Linked DNA regions of Homo sapiens: region 1 is linked to region 2. A link is an interaction called in ENCODE POLR2A ChIA-PET data of the cell type or tissue named here. Cell type or tissue: OCI-LY7. All regions are shown on one strand. Links, peaks and the distances in the headings refer to the core of each region. The heading gives the core; the rest is flanking DNA.

What was found. ChIA-PET counts read pairs that join two places held together with the same protein. Peaks named below come from ENCODE experiments on the same cell type or tissue, not always from the same donor. Only the 100,000 strongest peaks of a DNase experiment are listed, where the experiment ranks them.
Region 1: POLR2A ChIA-PET joins it to region 2 with 11 read pairs; 4 of 35 experiments call an interaction of 5 or more read pairs at or near these places.

What each region holds. Positions count from the first base shown.
Region 1 is chr11:128,491,509-128,500,919 of GRCh38, reverse strand. All of the region lies in intron 3 of ETS1 (ETS proto-oncogene 1, transcription factor), which reads left to right. Among named protein-coding and RNA genes, the nearest start is that of MIR6090, 26 kb to the left of the region's middle. RefSeq lists an enhancer at 7,279-8,478. In OCI-LY7, for the core only: no CTCF peak of the experiment used is centred there; no DNase peak of the experiment used is centred there; H3K4me3 peaks cover 397 bases; H3K27ac peaks cover 3,944 bases.
Region 2 is chr11:128,715,156-128,725,648 of GRCh38, reverse strand. All of the region lies in intron 1 of FLI1 (Fli-1 proto-oncogene, ETS transcription factor), which reads right to left. Among named protein-coding and RNA genes, the nearest start is that of SENCR, 24 kb to the right of the region's middle. RefSeq lists enhancers at 6,462-6,671, 7,190-7,709, 8,378-8,477, 9,418-9,577, 9,517-10,042. In OCI-LY7, for the core only: no CTCF peak of the experiment used is centred there; DNase peaks (open chromatin) are centred at 4,958, 6,157, 6,418 and 6,728; H3K4me3 peaks cover 4,124 bases; H3K27ac peaks cover 5,000 bases.

The DNA.
Region 1 (9,411 bases), core at 3,060-8,059, 220 kb after region 2:
GATGGGGCAACCAAATGTCTTAAGTGAGAAGACTTCTGGGGAAGTATGGTGGTCGTTCTTCAGGTCCTGCCCTGCCCCTCATGACCACTCATCATCAAGTACTCCTCTGTGGATCTGGAAGCTGGAGCAGGGTGTGCACGCATACTGTGTTGCTTCAGTGCCTGTGGCTGCCAATATTGAGAATCCTTGTCTGATGTACTGGGAAAATGGACTTGCGTATTCTTATTTTTCATTGTGGTTTCCCTGGGTTGAAAACAGACAGTTGCACTGTGTGAATGTGTATGAGTATGCTTTTTCCTTCTCAGTCCAGATTTATTTATTAAAAGAAAAACACATCTGCATAAAAAAGCCTTAGAACGCAGGAAGAATGTCCACTTTGTTTTTCTTTCTGTAGCACCGAGACATGTGGGGTTTCAGCTTCCTCTAAGAAGTTTTTGAAGACTGGCTTTCATCTCAAACAAGACTTTTTCCCATTGGAAAAACGGTCCTTTTTTGGTTTAAAAATGTATTTATATAATGTATAAATAAATAAGAAAGTTGAGAGAGAATTTCCTTTCAAAATTGATGAAAAAATGTTGCTTTCTGAACATCATTAATTGGGAGTCGGTTGTTGCCTCTTCCCAGGCCATTGCCACTCTGCATTCTGTTTCTTTGTTCTGGTTTACAATTTTCCAATATTCCCTTTCTCTGCTTCCTGCTTTCTTCCCTCTCTCCTCCCTTCTTGGCCAGCTCTCCTCCTCTGTCTGATCCCAGCTCCAGCCTTCTCCCTTGGCGGCTACCCCCATGGCCACTGCACCACCTTCCTAGCCCCCGTTCCTCCTTCCTTTCTCTAAGCCTTTCTTCCTTCTGCCCTTCCCGGGCTAACTTTGAACAACTGAAGCCCTCACTGGAAGAGGCCTGTCTCTGTGTTTGTTTCCTGCGTGGGAGGGAGAGGCAGGCCTTGAGAAAACAGTTCAAAAGTGCAGAAAAACTTTACCTCTTCCAGCCTAAATAAACGGGCTCTACTCCATTTGTTTGCCCAGATTTTTCATTTGCCCATGGAGAAAACTCCTCATCGTACACCTTGCCCAGCCTGGCCTTCTTGGTGATTCTCAGCACCACTCTCCCGATGCCTGTTTTACCCCCCGACCAAGTGCCAAGTGGGCCCCGAGCCGAGGTTTGACCAGGCCAGTTCTGGGTAGGACGTGCAATGGAGCCTGCTGTCGGTAGAGAGTCTCGGGGATTGAGGTTCTTCCCTGCTACAGAAAGAGCTTTTTCTAGAATGAAAATGTTGGAGAAAATGAAAAAAGAAATGTTATCATGCCCCATCATTTTTGCCTCATTTGCTTTTAATTCTGTGAATAGGTGCAGGGAGAAAACACGTGGCTTGCGTGTCTGAAGATGTGGGATTGAATCCTTGTTATATCACTTTACTGGTTTGATAATCTTAGTTAAGTCACTTAAGAAACATTTGTGAGCCTCAGTTTCCTCACCTACATGATAAAGATAATAACTACAAGTGCTTGTTTTGAAAAATCATATGAGAATATTCAAGAAAATGCTTTCTAAAAGATACAGTTCTAGTCAAATAGCAGGAATGATAATTATAGGTGGGAGTTAAGTGAAATTAAAATAAATTGGTTAGCCCAATTCATCAGCATCTGCAAGATCTCAGAGGATGAGGCCTCAAAGGCTATTATGTAAACCAGAATTAGTGGAAGCTGGGATTATAGCAAGATGTAGTTGTCAGATATTCTCCATTGTCTTCCTGGATGGGGTTATCCTATGTCATGTTGGTACCAAAAGCCGTATGATCCTGTCATGAGAATTTTAGTGAAGGCAGGGCAGGAGTTTTCCTCATTCAGAAGTGTAAGATGTGGGAAGAACCAATAGGATGCAATGTGGTTCTCTGCAAAGCCATGGAGACGAAAGAGCCCAACTCATTCTTTCCTCCTGAGTAATGTAGAGACCATGGCTCTGTGTTTTTCAGATAAAGAAGTCACACTGTTCTGGGACATTTAGGAACTATAAAGTATGTCATGTGGTGGGAGTCAGGTGTAATTATCTATGCAGGAAATGCTTTGAAACATGTGAAGTACTTTGTAAATGGCTTGAAATGATCATTTAAGAAGCTTAAATGATTCTTTAATGTACCCTATGGAGGTGGTCCTTGCACACAGGAATCATAATCTCAATAGCTAAAACTTCCTTTTAAATTGCTTGAGTGTCGTTAATTTAGAGGCCCATAAATGACAATTAAAACGCAGCTTGGGTTTTGGCAGATTCCAAACACATAGAAAAGAGTTCTTAGCATAAAATTATACTTTTGCTTTGTGCCATATTGATTCTAAAGTGGAACTCTTAGGACGTTTTTGCAACCAAAAGGCATCTTAGGTGCATTGGATTCATGTAGTTCTGAAGTGTCACGGCAAACATATTTTAGATGCTTATTGCTGCAAAAAGTATTTCCCGTTAGCAGATTGGAGGATGCAGAATAGGTAAGAAATTAGTCTATTCTGTTAGAAAAAAATGCCAGTTTCAGGGGATGTCAATTTCCATTTATATCTCAGAATCTGATTTTTGCGTTTGTTTTTCTTATTTTCTCAGTCGCTTATTTGTACCTGGAGAAATTGCCAGATTCCTTCTTGATGTTTCTGTAAGCATTGGGAAATAAAATCTTTTTTTTTAAGTCTTTATATTTTATAAGATGCTTTTCAGTATAATCAAGTAGCCAATGATTTGTTGAGCACCTACTATGTCTTAAGCTTTGGCATTGTCACACATAGTCCACTTAATCCTCACAGCATGGTGGGTAGAGCATCCTAGAGAATGAAAGCGAGCTTCATCTGAGGGGCTTTGAGACCTGGTTTATGTACCTTCACTTGCCAGGCTGCTAGAGAAAAACACATATTTAAAAGCCTTTCCAGCAGGACACATTCATTCATGTATTTCCTATTTTAGGCCATTTGCCCAATGTTTAGGGTGGGAGATTTGAACTAGTCTAAGGAATGAGCGAGAAAATTTAGCTACAGGACCAAGGGGGCAGTTCTGCTTTCTGGCTGGGATCCTGGAACGGAAGAGCCTCTCTGGGTTTCCCTGAACACCTGGAATTGATTTGGGTTTTGCTCTGACTTCGAAACATTTGCTGAGGTGGAGGATGGTGGAGGAGGTAGGAAAGAAATAAATCCAGTGATTAAAAATAGCTTGTGCATGTCAGGTGCCTGAACGAATTTGGGAACATGCCTGCAATCCCTTTTGTCTGGCAGGTCTGAACTCCGGCGCTGCCGAATTACAACTGCTTTCATTTGTTTTTCCTGCTTCCCTACCATGTAATGGTCAAGGGCTCATTGGAACCATGTGTGAGCCTGGTGAGTCACCAAATCCTCAGGACTTCAGTGGTAATAATGTGTTAAAACTCCTTTTGGGGGATGGGGCAGGAGGTGGATGAAGGGAAGAGGGAGAAGTCTGAGGTCACTTCCTACAGATGTTCAGTGTGCTGAGCCCTCTCTACAGGCTTCTTTCTCAGGCCTGGCTGCAGGACCTGAAACCAGCTTCTCCATGCAATTTGGAGCTGCCTTGCAGGAGACCATCTCTTTTGTCTTAGGGCAGCTTCCCTCTGGGGAGAGGCATCTCCTCTGAGTTGGCACATTGTACCCAAAGAGCGTGCTTTCCCTAGTGACTGTGTGCATTGGCAGCAAACCGAGATACTGTAACTTGAGACTGGCTTGCATTTTTGGTCAGTCAGGTCACTGGAGGGTGAATTGGGGATTTTCTCTGCAGCTTCTTCTCCCTTCTTTGCAGTGGTTTTTACTGGCTGGTGACTTCGAAAGGGTTAGGTATTAAAAGAAGTTCAGAAACCCAGTTGTATGTTTCCTAACTCATATGAGTCTCTTCCAGGTCTCATAGTGTCCTGTTGTTTGGGACAATAATAGACGGTTTGGTTGGGATGGGTGGCCTCAGCATGGGCACTGAGTCATTTATTGCTTCACTCTTGCTGGAGCCAAGAGTCCTGCGTGTCCCCCATTGTGTTGTCACATCATTGGGTTTATGAAAATACAGCCGAGGGGCTGAGGAGGGACACTTCCCTCCCTTCTTTGCATTAACCTTAGCCAGAAGCTTTGTGGATTATAGTACCTCCCTAAGCTGGAAGTCCTGCCTGCCCGGTTTCTAGTGCCTATCACAGGAATCACTTACCACTCCCTTCTACTCTACTTCAACCCTGCCTTTATATGAATGAGAGAGGGCAATAGAGACTGTCTTTCTTTGAGATTCCTTTGCACATTCTTCTGAGATCATTAGCTTTTTTATCAGGAGAATCCTCTTGTAGACCAGTGACCACCCTCCAGGGGTCATCAACTTCAGAAGCAGAGCCGTCAGTGTGGCTGCAGCCATTTCTCTATTTGTGTTGGTCTGAAGGGGTAAAGGCACCTTATCTCCTAAACTGGGACTTGTTGTCGGCAGTTTGGCAATGATATTACCTTTCACACTGCCCTTCTGTGCTGGCCAGAACTCCGAGCCTTTTTATTTGTTTTGTACACTTTAGTTACAGTTGTAAGTTCATGAGGATGTTGACCATTAAGAGGAAATATCACTGCAGCCTTCTGCTTGTAGGAAATGGAAGTCCCTGGAACTGGCTTACCATCTTGATTTGAAATCATCTCTGTGATCCAACATTGGCACTTTCCAGATCATGACAGTGTTGCTTTGAAAGAAGTTCTGTGGTTCAAGTGGGCCAATGCATGAAATATAGACCTAGATTTAAGCATGAGAGAAAGTAACTTGAAGGCTTTTTTTCTTTTTCCTTGAGTTTATTTGCCTCTTATTGAACTTTAACTCTATGATCTCCCTTTATCTAAAAAATATCCTTGTGACAATGAAATATTTGTGGGTGAAATGACTTGTTTTCTGGGATTAGGTGTATAATTCTTCTGCGTGTGTGTATGGGTGTGCATGTGTGTGGAAGATGAAATAAAAACGGGTAGTATTGATAAATTTTGAGTAGAGTTTCTCTCTACTTTTATGTATGTTTGAAAATTGCCAAATAAAAAATGTAAAACTCTATGAGGGATATAGACACCACCTATGAACAGACCTCTTTTCAAAGTGAATTGAGTAAGTGACTTATCCAGTGTGTCTACACTAATGGCGTATGTGAAATCAGAACCTATGGATTTTGATCAACAAGTTATCAACAATGCACGCCCCTCTCTCTCTTTTTTCTTTGTCTTTAGAATCCTATCTTTCAGTTTGGAGAACTGTTCTTTTATCCTCTCCATGTGGACCAGAAGGTTTATTCTTGGTTTACTTTTACTTTAAAAAATATATTTCAGTAAGCCTTTATGTAACAAATTAAACTTCTGTTATATGCAAAGTTACCCATTAGGTTGAGTCAGGGTTGGACAGAGAAGGAAGCCAGGTTTTCACTTAACTCATTTGCTTCATATGGAAGGAAGCCTCAGTTGCCTGAGTGCCAGGAAAAGAAAAGATTATAGTTGATTCTGTAAATGGCTCTTAATTATGTTCTTACGGGGCTAGCTGTATGAAACCCTGGGTTTCTTGGAATAGTTTTAAGTTTTTAATCACTCCTAAAATCTTTCAAAATAAGAAAGGAAAAGTCCCATTTTTTTTTTCTCAGCTCTGAAAAATGTTAGTTTTCCTGGATATCTGATCCATTTCTGTTTGCAGTGGAATAGAGAGAAAGACCCTGAACTTTAAGAGTTAGAAGACTGGCTTCTAGCCCCAGCTGGTCCCTCTTGGCCTTGTGACTTTAGGTCAAGCTCTTGATCTCCCAGGGCCTTGATTTCCTCATCTGTGAAATGGGGACCTTGTGATACCTTTCCAGGCCCCTCCAGTTTTATGTTTAGAGGATATTTTGGAATAGTGTATGTGAAGAGTCTTGGCAAACTGTAAAGCATTTCTCAGGTATAAGGCATATTACTCACTCTTAGTATTTCTTTCATGCTGCTATTGAGTGTGACCATACCCAACACACATGACTGGTATCATAATCTGATGGGGTTGGGCCCAGTTCAATGGTCATGCAAAACTGGGACATGCACCTTGGATTTCTTGTCCTTGGCTGTATCCCTCATCTCCTAACCCTAGGATCCCAGACGCTCCAGTCTTCACATGATCATTGATTGAGAATAGTGAGAGCATAAACTCGTGAGGTCAGTAAGGCCAGATGTCTTGAACTTCTTGCCAAACAAAAGCCACCTAGTGTTTAGATTCTGTGTACCATTGTTGGTAAGAGCCATTCGGTTTCAAAGAACTGAAAAGAGTGGTATGAAAAGACACATGAAACACCCTGGAAGGTTCTTGGAAACTGAACAGCCCTTAACTTTGAGTTACATGTAAGTGAATGGAAACCCTTGTTTTACATTTCACTTGAAACATCTATGAGGTGGTTCAGGGTTAGGCCACAATGAAAAATGAGCAGATGTTTCCCTGCATTCAAAATGCCACTAGCTTATTCTTCTGTAGATTCAGAGAAAGCTACCTGCTCACTTCTGTCTAAATACTGTGCAATCTCCTGCAATGGTTATTTAATCACCAGCTTCTGCACAACTGTCCTTTCAGAGGTCTAGGGGAATTCCTATAAATATTAACTGAAATTTGGGGTCCCAAGGAATAATCAGTGGGCAGGAAATCTAATATAATTGCAATATATTTATGTCCTCATTTTCCAGTGCGTTGTGTTTAGAATCTCCACTGTGTTGGCGTAGTGTTTCTCCAGGCCGGATTCTCAGCATTTTGAAACAAATACGTTATTTGAATTTAAGATATTGTAATTATTAGCACAAAGGAGATTTCAGTATTTTTCCATAAAATATAATTAGTTAATGTCTATGGAGGTAGTGATTAACTTTCAGACACTGATTCTAAAATTAGAAATATTTTGTACCTAATGTAAAAATATTATAATAGGTGATGAAGTAAAGTATTTTAAGAGTAAAGCGATATCTGCTTAGGCTAAGTCATGTCAGATTTTTCACCCGTGTAATGATTTTGTCATTGTTTTTGATGAGTATATTGAACAGAACTGCTACAATCTGCAAACAACATGAAGAGAATTTTTGAATTAGTATTTTATATGGTGAGTTTATTTTCTATTTAATATACATTTTTGAGCATGATTAGTCATCACTTAAGAGCAATGCTCACACAACCGAAAAAGACAATCTTTGCCAACTGTTCACTTAGTTATAGAAGGGAGTTTGACTTTTTTTTTCTTTTTAAACTACAATTCCACACTTTATAGGATAAAGTTCTGACTTTTACATCTGAATCCTTTGGCTCCAAAGACAATGCTGTGCCTTCTCTGGAGCTGATCAAGTCCAAATGCAAGTGTCCTAAGTGGACAGGGATGGTTTCCCCCAGCTGGGATGTGAACCCTTTTTTTAAAGAGATCTAGCACTTGAGTCTCACAGCCAGAGGGGCAGAGCCAGGCACCTCTGATGGGGCCCCAACAGCACGTGGACTGGGCTTGTGGAGATGGCATTGAGGTGGAAAGGCAAAAGTAATTCTAGCTGCTTTCCTGGGAGAGAACAAGTGAGAACCCAGAAGTGCCTGCCCCCTGACAGGAAGCAGAAACCTACGTGGAGAATTGTCAGCTCAGCAGTCCTGTCCAGACCACACTGCCAGGGCTTGTGTAGTTATGGGAGGCAGACTCAAGGAACTTCTTTTTCAGGCTTTCTGCTGTCGTCCTTGGCTGTCACCTCACACTGGCATCCCACTGTCCCAGCTTTCATGTTGAGAAGATTCTGGGGGCCTCCTAGTCAGTCTCATTCTTCAGTTCCCGCTACAGCAGAACCACTGCTTGTCCATTTGGCCTGGCCTGTGTTTTCCACATGTGTTGTCCTGGCCAATTTCCGCCATCAGTAAGGTCCTTTTCATCAAGTCATAAATCTAATGGAGGGAACAAACACACACAACAAAACCCACACAGTTCAAGTTAATGAATTTGTGTTGGATGGGGGTGAAGGGAGGAAAGTTGCTTCAAATTTGGAAAAATTTAATTCACTCAACATTTGTTGATTGACTTGTGTGTTTAGCCATGTGCTGGGAGCTGGGGCTGCTACAGTTGTTTCTTCTCTCAGAAGCAATACTCTCTGGTTAACTAGAGAGCCCTTTTCTCTAAAGTAAAACTGATTTCTACTCTAAGGGAAGACATTTCTGGACCTGCCGCTTAGCTGTTCTTGGAGGTGTAGAGTGGGGATGGATGGGGAGCAGCCATGTGTTTCTTAGTGACTCATTTGATGATTACTCCATTGTTTGAAGGGCTGGATGTTATGTAATCAACATTCTATCCCCTCCCCCAATTACTTCCCCCTAACAATCTGGGATTTTCCATCATTTTGTTAACCTTCCTGGAGACATGTTGATTTTTTCCACTAGATTTTTTTGGGCATGTCCCAGGGCAACCCAAACTTACCACTCCCTGGAACTTCAGATTCCTCGTCATTGGCAAGGCCTGGAAGAGCAGCTAGGGAGCCCTTCTGTTCTTCCAGGGCACAGCCTGGACTCTAGCAGTTTCCTGACAGCATCACTAAAAGCAAACAAGAGAGAAAGTGCCACCTGTCCTTCTTTTATGCAGTGTAATCTCCACTTAGTTCGACATTCAGAGGCAATATATTTGCTCCTTTCTTCAGAGGTTTATCCTATGCTTAATTTCATTCAGCCCATAACACATTGTTTGTGTCCGGGGAATATTTTTTAACGAAGCAAAGTTTAGAAATGGCCAGTTGAAGAATTTCTGTAGTAGCCTTGCCTGGAACTTAGTCATTTTATAAGTCAGTTTCATGGGATACACTGAAGATTCAGGTTTCTAGAAATCACTTTGGTAAAGTGTATCACTGTCAAAAGGTAACAGGAAAGCTAGTAGGGATTCTCAGCTCATTTCTTTGCTTATTCACTTTTTGTGGGAAACTGTGCCTGAGGTTAATTCAGAAGATGTTTACGTTCAGCTGTATTTATGTACCAACATCGTGAACATGGTCTGCAAATACAGGAGGATCTGGATGGACATAGCAGAGATTAAGGTGCATGTGGGTGTGGCAAATGATGATACATTTGCAAATCTGCAGGCTGTAATGCCTCACTCTTCTTCACTACTGACACTAACCAAGCTTTATAGATTTTTCGTCCTGTATGCACTTCAAGTTGACTTGAAGTCATGTTCACTTATGTTATCTGCCTTGCCACTTTTGTAGTCAAAGCCACCATCCTCTCTCACCAGGACTGATGCAATAACTTTCTAAAATGTCTTGCTCATCCATTCATACTCACCCCTAAATCACTCTTTACAGAACGGATAAGGTGATCTTAAAACAAAATGATCTTTTTGTAGTTGATGCTGATGTCCCTGCTCTGAGGACTACACTTTGAGAACCACTGATCTGGAGTATTCTTTTCTTCCTAAATTCTCATGCA
Region 2 (10,493 bases), core at 2,825-7,824:
GGGAGAGAGAATGAAAGAAAGGATGATGAGATGTCTTTTTAGAAATCATTTATTACATTCCAAAGGTCCTTCCTTCATCTTGCAGTCAGGCTTCAGTTGGTGAAAGGTTCCTAGACACATTTAAGGGTTTGTGGGCATTTGCGGGCACTTGAGCATTGGGGTAGTTCTCATGAGGTGTGCCTCCCATGCTGGGTCCCTGGCTGCCTGAGGCTGACAGGTGAGTGGTGAGGGGCCAAGACTTTTGGTTATGATCTGAAGTGGACCGGCCGGCCGCCTTATGTCCTGCTTGAATGTGTGTGCATGTGGATGCACTGACATGTGCAGGTTGGAGGCAGGAGAAAGGGGAGGAAGCGGGAGATACAGGAAGACCTTGATTGAGTTTCTGAGAATTATGCAAGAATCACCTTCAGGCTCACCTAACAGGTCCCTTTGCCTATGCAGCCATATATCTTTAGCTGAACACAGACTTGAGGCTAGAAGAGCCCAAAATAAACTGAAATCAGAACAAACTACTCATCTTCAGCTCTCCCCTCACCCTCACACATCCACTGGTACTTGTGGTGGTCAATTATAGTTTTTATCGAAACTACGAGAACACCTAGAGTCTCAGCCTAGCATCCTCCCCCTGGACAGAGCATGGGGGACTATCAAGAGGCCACGCTGTCAGCCCCATTCTGGGTGGCTTTTATGCCGTCTCTTTGCTGGCATTCTTACTGAACCCCATCATTCTCTGCAGGCTTAATCAAACACTTTGGCCAGTGGGAGGAGAGAGAATCGTAGTGATATTACCAAGGAAGGGAAATGAGGAATGACTGGGCCTCCTAAATAAGGCCTGCTTTGACCTGAGAGTGAAGAAACAAATCTGGGACACTGGGAATCTCTACCTCCATAAACCCTTGTGCCTCTCCTAGAACCATGCACCCATTTAGATCCCGTATCAAGACGATGTGTGCTCTTGTTTCTCCTCACCCTTTCTCACCACTCATTCCTTACCAAACTTATTTAGGGTCCCATGAGGCTCAGGCAGTGTAGGCAGGAGGGCTTGGGATAGATTTTTCTTTGTATCATCCATACTCGATTCAGTGAGTGTTCTGCATGTGGTAGACACTCTATAAGTGCTTATTTAACTCAATTGAACAAAATGTGAGTTGTCACATCCTCTTCTGGAAACCTGCACTGATTTTCCCATCATTGACAACAGAAAACCCAAATTCCCTATAGCCTGGCACAATAGGCTTTCTGGGGTCAGGCCTCACCTGTGTCCTGCCTCCTCACCTGCTGCCCCATATCCGTGGCACTCTCACTGGCCTGGCACCATCCCATGTTCACACCCTTTCCGTGCTGGTCCCTCTCCCTGGAATACCCTGTCTGGTAAATTCTGAGTCATGTTCAAAATCAACTCCAGGCCAGGCACGGTGGCTCATGCCTGTAATCCCAGCACTTTGGGAGGCCAAGGCGGGTGGATCACCTGAGGTAAAGAGTTCGAGACCAGCCTGCCCAACATGGTGAAACCCCATCTCTACTAAAAATACAAACAACTTAGCCTGGAGTGGTGGTGGGCACCTGTAATCCCAGCTACTCAGGAGGCTGAGGCAGGAGAATTGCTTGAACCTGGGAGGCAGAGGTTACAGTGAGCCCAGATGGCGCCACTATACTCCAGCCTGAGCGACAAGAGTGAAACTCCGTCTCAAAAAAAAAAAAAAAAAAAAAAAAAATCAACTCCATTGTTCCTCCTCCTCTATAAATCTGTTCCTGACTCTGTTGGGTCTTTCCAGTAGAGCTGGTTGCTCCTGTGGTTGGGTTTTTGTGATGTTTTGCACCTAGCACCATGAAAGCACTTGTTTTTAGTGTGAGTGTTCATTTACACCTCTTTCCTTCAGAGGATCTTAAATTCATCAAAGACAGGGACCATGTCTTATGCATAATTGCATTCTCAATTTGGCACACTGCCCAGGATAGTAGGTATTCAATAAAGGATGATTACATTAATGAAAGAACAAATGGGTTGCATTGATCTACTTTTGGAATCTCAAGCAGGGTTTTTCTATACCTATCCTCCTTCTTCCCCTTTCTTTCCCATATGTCACTGCTTCATGGGGCTCAGCACATATATGGCAGCAGGAATGCACCTCTTTTATTTCTTTTTCTGGAATGTCTCCATCCTTGTGCACAAATTTCCTAAGATTACCCATAGTGTTCCTGCTCACCATGCTTCTTGGGTTTCTGATGTTTGCAAAGACATTGACTCATCACCTGGAGACGTAGACACCCATGGAGATGGGCCTTCCTGCACCACAATGTACCTCCTCCATGAAGCCCTCCTACATGAGTCCAAGCCCACAGGGAGCTTCCATCCCGCCTACACTGCCTGAGCCCCCACTTGCTCCTCTCTTCTCTTTAATTGTGCCATGGTGCCAGCTGTCATGTTGTTATGGAGTGAGTGTTTGTGTCCCTCCCCAGACTCATACATTAAATCCTAACGGACAATGTGATGGTATAGGAGGTGGGATCTTCAGGGGGTGATTTGATCGTGGAGGTGGAGCCTTCAGAGCGGGATTAGTACCCTAATAAAGAGGACCCAAGAGAGCTAGCTTGCCCTCTTTCTACCACGCAGATACACAGTGAGGAAGACAGCCCTCACTAGAACCCGATCATGCTGGCACTCTGATCTCAGACTCCTGGCCTCCAGAACTGTGAGAGATAAGCATTCACTGTTGATGAGCCACCCAGTTATGGGACTCCATTACAGCAGCCTGAACAGCTAGAACAGGGATATTTTTCCTCCCGATTGTTTGGATTCTCCCCCACCCCGCGGTTCCCAGAGCTCGATAGGAGAATGACTGCACGAGGTGTTTCCGCACGGCTTTTCTGCACACTGGCCTCCATCCCTCATTCCCCAGGCTCTGTGCTTTCCCAAAGGGACTTTACCTCATCTGAGTAGCTCCTGATCTAGCAATATTAATCCACCACATCTCAAGGACTGTCATTTTTGTTATAGAATACATCTTTGATAATTTATACATTTTTGGAAGATAGTTGCACTTTCCTGTGGAGGTCACGCAAATCTCTTGGTTCAAATACAGGTTAAAAATGGTAAGATTCTCCCCAGCAGACAAAGCTGCATTGCCTGAAGTCTGAGCAAGCAAATCCTGCAGTGTTTGCTGGCACTCTGGGCAGTGGGCACAGCAGGAATGGCATTGTGAGGGCCACCTCTGGCTAAGCAGCCAAGGTGTCCATAATCACCAAACTGGCATCTCCAGGCTGCTCTGCTCCTTGCCTGAACATCCTCCTCCTGCCCTTCTCCCTTCTCCGAGAAGCATCCCTTGACCTTGTCAGCTTTTCCTCTGCTTTCTCCCCTTCCTCTCCTCCATACCCTGTCAAAATGTTTCAGGTTTTCCATATTCCCAGGACCTTGCTAGGCTCAGCCATATAGTAAATGTCATATAGTCGTGTGTCAAATGTCATATGGTTAAGTCACGTCAGGGGGTAACTTTTACATTTTTACATGAACCTCCTGGACGTTCAAAGGAGTGAACCCATGGCAAGGATTTCAGGCAGACAGAAACGTGATGGAGGTTTCTGCGGGGTGGGTCTTTTGGAGCATCCTACCATACTACCTGGGCTGCCTCCCTCTAAGACCAGCTGCAGACAGACAGGAGAAGCATTCCCACTACTCAAGATGACCAGGGAGCCTCTGACTCTAGCCACTTAGTGGGGCCTTCTTAGGCAGGAAGAGGAGGGAAGCAGATCCCTCAAATTAATACCTGGCCTGAGTCACTGGGCTTGGGATTCAGAGTTTGGAAAGTCACCCAAATGCCTTCATTCCCAAACCTGACCTTCTAGAGAGCCTGGAGCGGGCAAGCTTCAGATTCATTTGTGTCAACATGTTGTTTGGTTAATGTAGCTGAGCATCTAGGCCCATTTTCTTAGAAACAGGAAATCCCAGAGTGCCAAGAGTAAACATCCCAGCCCCCAAAGGTTTGGGTTCATGTAGGAACTCCCTGACCACAAGGGTCTGTGGGTCTGTGTGCTTGAGCCAGGCATGCTCTTGCACCCATAATTGATCTTGTATAAAGAGATGGTCTCTCTACAGCTCAGCAGCTGGACTGTGAGACTGAACCATGCTTGAGGCTGGTTGGGAATAGGCTAAGGACAGGGTCACAATTTCAAACATAAAGCAAAAATGTATTAGGGCCTTTTATAACTTGACAGGCATCTCCCCTGCAATCCCCACCACAGACTCTTCAATTCTAGTTTCTTCTCTTTTTATTCTTTGTTTCTTCTGTGACAGCAGGGACCTCGTCTGTCTTCGCCTCCATTCTTCCATCCCTATATTCTACACCGTGCTGAGAATAGGAGGTGCCAAGTACAGGCTGGCGGAATGAATGAATGATTGAGTGGATGGCACCATGTGAATCAAGGCAGCAGAAGAAGGCATCCCTGAAGGGCTTGACCATTCCAGCTGTCTGTGGTGCATCCTACAGGGGTGAGCTCCACATAGTTACTAGTCTTAAGGGGCTCACAGAGAATTAATTCTCTCTCACGAACTTGCCAGCCCCTAGTTGGCAAGGACAGATTCTCCAGAAGCTTCTCTGGATTAGTTGAGAGAGCTCAGGTTAGCTGGGGCTGGAGGAGAAAACACTGGCTGTGCAGAACTTGACTGGGTGGAGGGGGAAGGGCCGGGGGTGGCCAGAGGCGGCTTCTGTTGCACAGAGGTCCGGCTTGCTCGCCAGACAAAGAGCCCTCAGAAAGCACCTTCCCCACCTCCGCCACACACAGAGAAGGCGCAGAGGGCCTGGCCTCTTTCTTACAAGGAGCCCGGCTGACCCTGTTGCTGTGAGGGGCAGAAAGAGAGGCAGGCAGCTGCTTGGAGACGCGGGAGTCACTGAGCAGGGCCCGCGGAGTCTGACAACGGAAGAAAAGAGGCAACCCTTCTATTATTAGTGGCTGCTTTCCACGTATGTGTAAATCAGACAGCCTATGCAAAAAGAGGCCTCCTGGTAGCAGGAAATTCAGAGTTGTGGGTGTCTTTGTGCTATCAGATCGGGCCCTGGGCTTGCCTGCAATCCGGTCTTGGACGGGCTTCCATCTGGGCTGCATTAAGAGGCACAAGGAGGTGAGCGAAGGCCCGGCTTGGCCTCCCCACCCCCCAGTGTTTCTGGTTTTATGACTCTAGGGGGACTTTGTGACTTTTTAAACATCGTCTTTTCAGCATTTCACGTGGGCTCCTTTTTAGAGCCTATACTGAAGATTTTATGAAAATACAAAAGAGATAAGGCTGCGTCTGTTACAAAATGCCATCCCAGGTCCAGAAGCTGGGCATAACTAAAATAATATATACTATTCCAGAGCCCAGGACTTGACTTCCGTGTTTAGTGGTTTGCTGTACTTCCATCAGAAGTAGTGATATAGTGTAATATTTAATGATACAGGAACATGGCCGTAATTTAATATAAAGAGAATAAAAGGAGGTTACAAAGCAATATGATTCTGGCTAGATAAAATAATACATATATGTCTATATATTTGCATTATAAAGACCGGAAGGAAGGGCACCAAAATATGAATCGGCTGCTTTCTGTATTGTGAGACTATGCGTGCTTTTACATTCTTATTTTGAAATTTTCTATACGTTTTAAATTTTATACAAGGATGAAGTGACACTTCTGCAATCATTATTTTAAAGAACTTAAACGATGCACGTAATGAGTTTTAAAAAAAAGTAAGCCAAGAAACAGAGAAGAAGTAGTAGCACCTGCAGGATGGGCTTACTAACTTAGTCCTGTTTCTCAGCAGCCTTGGGTGGGTTTTCCATGTCCCTTGTCTCCCATGGCCCTGACTCCCTCTCCTCCCTTTTTCCTTGCCCTGCATAGCTCTTGTCCATTTCAGCCGGTGACTCCATGCTGCTGGAGCACCTTGCTTTCTCACAGCACTGACCTGCCCAGCGCCTTGCCCTTGCTTGTCCCAGGAAAGCAAATGAGGCCCCAGAAACATGAGTAGACGGGATGAATGTAATTCAGCTCCCAAAATTTGCAGTAAGTCTCCGTTGCCCTTCAAGTCCACCAGAGATCGTGCCAGTCCTTAGAGCTTAGACTGAATGCAGAGCCCTCGCTGTCTTTGTATAATGCACTCTTTGACAGCTAATTAGGTGGATTTCAGCAACTTCACAATGTCACATCTATCAGAGGCAGGCAGCCTGAGACTCCCAGGGGAACTTATTCAAGCTATAAGTAAATAAATATTACAGATTTTACACACACACACACACACACACACACACACACACACACACGGGAAAAGGGGAGAAAGAGTACACACACACGCAGACCATTTTGTCCTCACAACATTACGAACTGTTTTTTTTTTTTTTAATCTAACTGATGAGGAAACTGAGACTCTGACAGGTCCAGTCACATGGCCGGAAATGGCAGAGCTAGAATTTGAACAGGGTCCTGCCTGTCTCCAAAGCCTGGACTCTCCACCAAAATGCCTTCCCCTCTCCCATACTGCAATCCAGGCAGGCCACTGTGGGTGTAGTGAGTCCCAAAGCTCCGTAATTACAGGGTTCAACTCTGCCTCCAGAATAACCATGACAAAATTTGTGGAAATGTTCACAACAGCTCTTTACTTCCAGGTTCTGAGATCAGAAACGGAAGTTTCAAAATACCGAAAGTTCGTTTATGTTGAACATAGTGCTTAGGCTAAAAGCAGGAAGTCCAAGAAAGCCTGATCTCATGAGATTTTTTCAGCCCAATTTGGATCCACATCTGCACTTCTGGATTTTCCACTGAGTCTAACCTCAGCTGCTCTGCTGGTCTCACCGAGTCTGCACCTCCAGCATGGGGCACAGATAAATAACACAGTCGACTGCTATTCACTAAGATTTACCCAGGGATTGGCCTCTTGAAAAGTAGTGAGCTTGGACAGGCAGTAGAAAGGAACAATTGAAATTTGAAAAATAGGCATTTCTTTTCATAAAGCTAAAAAAACCCAAACCAAAACAAACAAAACTCTAAACAATAACTCATCCAAATAATGGTCTTGCTGTTGTCTCCAGGTGCAGGAAACAAGTGAAAAAGAATCTTACCACCTACTCCTTCCCGCCCCAGTCCTGGTTTCTCCATTGGTCAGTATCCGGCCAGCAGAGGGGAGGAGAAGGCAGTGGCACTTAGTGGTGTGCCTTGGGCTGCCAGCTCTGGGGGAGCCTCTGAATGTTGGGGAGACTCATTCCCGTATCCCCACTCCCATAGCTTGAGGCACTTTGGAAAGCAAGTTTCTCATGTTGCAGATGAGGAAACTAAGGTTAGGAGAAGTGGAAGGATTTGCTCAGACCACACACATCTAGTGACGGCAGGAGCTGGGATTAGAACCCAAATCCACAAAGATGTGGCCTCTTTTTTGAATCATAATAGCTGCCCTGCCTACCTCTCAGCATTTGAATGGATTAACGGACATGATAGGGTTTGCAAATGACAAACATAAAGTAAGTGTTAGTTGCTGTATCTTGACATATTCCAGGTAGTGGCTCAGTTAGTCTTGCTGGTGCTGTATTTAATTTGGGTCCCATTCCAAGTGTAGAGTTTTCTGGGGATGCCATTATCTATGAGGCTTCTCTGCCAGGAGGGCTCAGAGGCCCCCAAGGGAACACTCCCTATACACACAACATCCCCAGCAACACCTTAGAGATCCTTTTGGGAACATCTGGAGGACTTCTGGATCACAAAGATCTACAGTGCACTGTGGTGTGAGCTCCTCTATTCAGGGACTAGAACTCATTCTTTTGAAGCACAATTTCAAATCAGCCACACCCAACTGCAACAGTCCAGGAGAGGTAGTAGACCACATCTTAGAGCCACCCCTTTTCAACTTCAGGCACCCAGGCATGCAGGGGTTACTGACTTGCTTTGTAAACCTGTTCAAACTAGGTGCAAAGTGGATGTAGCATGACACATTTAGCAGATGTATGGCCTGGAGTGAATGATTTAACTTCTCTGAGCCTCAGTTTCCTCATCAGAATGTGGTAATTGCAATATATACTCCTGGGTTGGCAAGGGAAGTAAAGGGGATGTTTATAAACCGCCTGGCATGCACACAAACAAAGGCACTTCCTGCCTGCCCTGCAGTCCCAAACTGCCCTTTGGGGTAGACCCTCAGCACCTACATGCCTTAGAAACAGCATCCCTGGGCTCCAGAAGGACCTCCAGAATCTGGAAGAGCAAGTCCTTAAATCTTGCCATATACTATTTCGTTTTCAAGGAATTTCTTACAGGTAGCAAGTATGAAATAAATGTCACACGATAGCAAAACCATCATGCGTGTGCTTTTCTATTAGTGAGGTCCTCCTGGGAATCTCCTCTCTCCTTACACAGGTCCAGTGAGGCCTCCTTAGCCCCATCACAGGTGTGCATTCTTGGCTGGGTGCTCTGGGTTGTGATGCACTTGGAGCAGGGGTGAGGAGGGTAATCTCCCCATCGCTTGAAGCTGAAGTGGGAGGAAGCAAGGCCTTTCATGTGGCAGGGTCAGGCATTCTCCCCAGAGCAGCGTGTGCCCCGGAAGCCAAGCCGGTAGGACCAAGCAGAAGCCGCCACTGCTTCCTCCCTACCTTGGAAAATTACACAGCATGCCACTTTGCCTGCTGGCTGCCAGGCAGATGCCCTGCTGCTTTCTGAAGCTGTCCTACCTCCTTAGGATGAAAACAGCAATGTGCCCATGCCCACAGTGACGAGCATGCCCTGCCTTCTTCCTCCTCCCTGCACTGGAAAAAGTACAGGGTCTGTAAACAAGTCATTAGATTCAAGATCCTGCCCAATTTAGACTCTTTGTCTCAGTTTTCTCCAGAGTAAACTGGCGGTCACACCCACTCAAACCAAGCAAAGCCCAGAAGGAATGCAGAGCCCTGTGGCCAGGCTCACCGCAGCTGACCCTGAGATGCCCAGAGCTCCAGCCCTCCTGGACTGGGAGAGGAGAGTGGGAAGCCCAGAGCACTCCATTCCATCAGGAGCAGAGCAGCGGCTCTGATGGGCACACGGCTAAGATCCCAGTGTCTAGGTTCAAGTCCCCAAAGCAGCTTTTACTTTTGGAACTAGCTCTCCAAACTATCAAAAATCAAAAATCCACCTCCTTTGAAGTCTGGCAAGAAAACCCCCACGATCAGCTTCTCTTTATTCCTGTACTTCCCGTACAGGCAGGCTTCTAGAAAACAGAGGTTGGAGAAAATGAAAGTCAATGCCAAATACTAACCAGACAGAAGAATAACTGCTTTTCCCCACAGCACCCCCACCCCCAGCTCTGGCATTATGGGCTGGGGAACTGGGCCCCTCTCCTGCTGCTGAGGATCTGTTTATTTTGCACTCCATAAAGGGAAACCAGGCCCTTTTCTGACATTTTGGCTTGGAGGGGGTGGGGAGAGAAGGAGGTCCAGAATTTAAACTCAAAACCAGATCAACTTCTCTAAATCTCCTGGTGCTTTTGCTATGATTCCTAAATGGGCTGCATTGTATGAATCAGGCTTTTTACTCCCCCAGCCAATGTGCCTCCATTTCTAACAGTCTGGCTCCTAACCCTACCAATGCCATAAACTGCCATGACCCCTTATTGACTTCTAACCATGCAAATGCTTCCCCAGATGAAATTAAGGACAGGCATACTCACAGGCAGCTTGGCAGCTCTCCCTGCCTCTCCTGCAGGGAAATCTGTGCCTACATCACAAACCTTGCTCTCCTTAGTGGATGGTGGCTTCCTTTAAACAATACAACAGGGAATTTCCTTTGTCCTGGAAATGTTCCACTTGTCATTAATGTTATCCTTATCAGCAGACCACAATGCAACCAGGAGAGGCCCCAGCATGCTCAGGACTCGTGGGGTATCATTGCAAAATGTTTTCTTCATTTTTTTTCCTCTGCCTTGAATTCAAAGCATGACCTTTACGGGTGGAATTCAATCAGGTCATCTCTCAGATTCCCCAGTGGGAAAATAAAAGTGGCACAAGCAAAGCCTATTGTTTCCATTGCAAGAAGGTAGAAATGCTGTTTTCTCTCTAGATCATCCAACTAAATGAGGTGGGATGGGGGATACGGAGATAATAAAATGACCCTTACAAATTGAGATCTTATTAATAAAATATAGCCTCGGTCCTGGTAGTCCCATGGAAGTTGCACAGCAGGGGCTCTGCAAATGTCATTGACTCCTCAACTTTTTCAGTCCTTCACCATGGCTTTCACTATTTTTAATGCAATTCATTTCTATTTGGACAAGTTTGAGAATAAATTTTTGTTTTCTTTAAACAACAGGCAAGCAATACGTTAGGAAAAGGGGTGGAGGCATGTGGGAACACCAGAAGGCCAGAGGAATTGCAAAAATAAACTTCTGCTAATGGTAACACTCTTGTCTTCCAGGGCAGGAATAATTAATTGTATATGTTTAATCACTTAGCAACCCTGAGCTCTTATTCTGAAAATCTCAAAATATTTCACATATGCAGTGAGTAAAGTCTT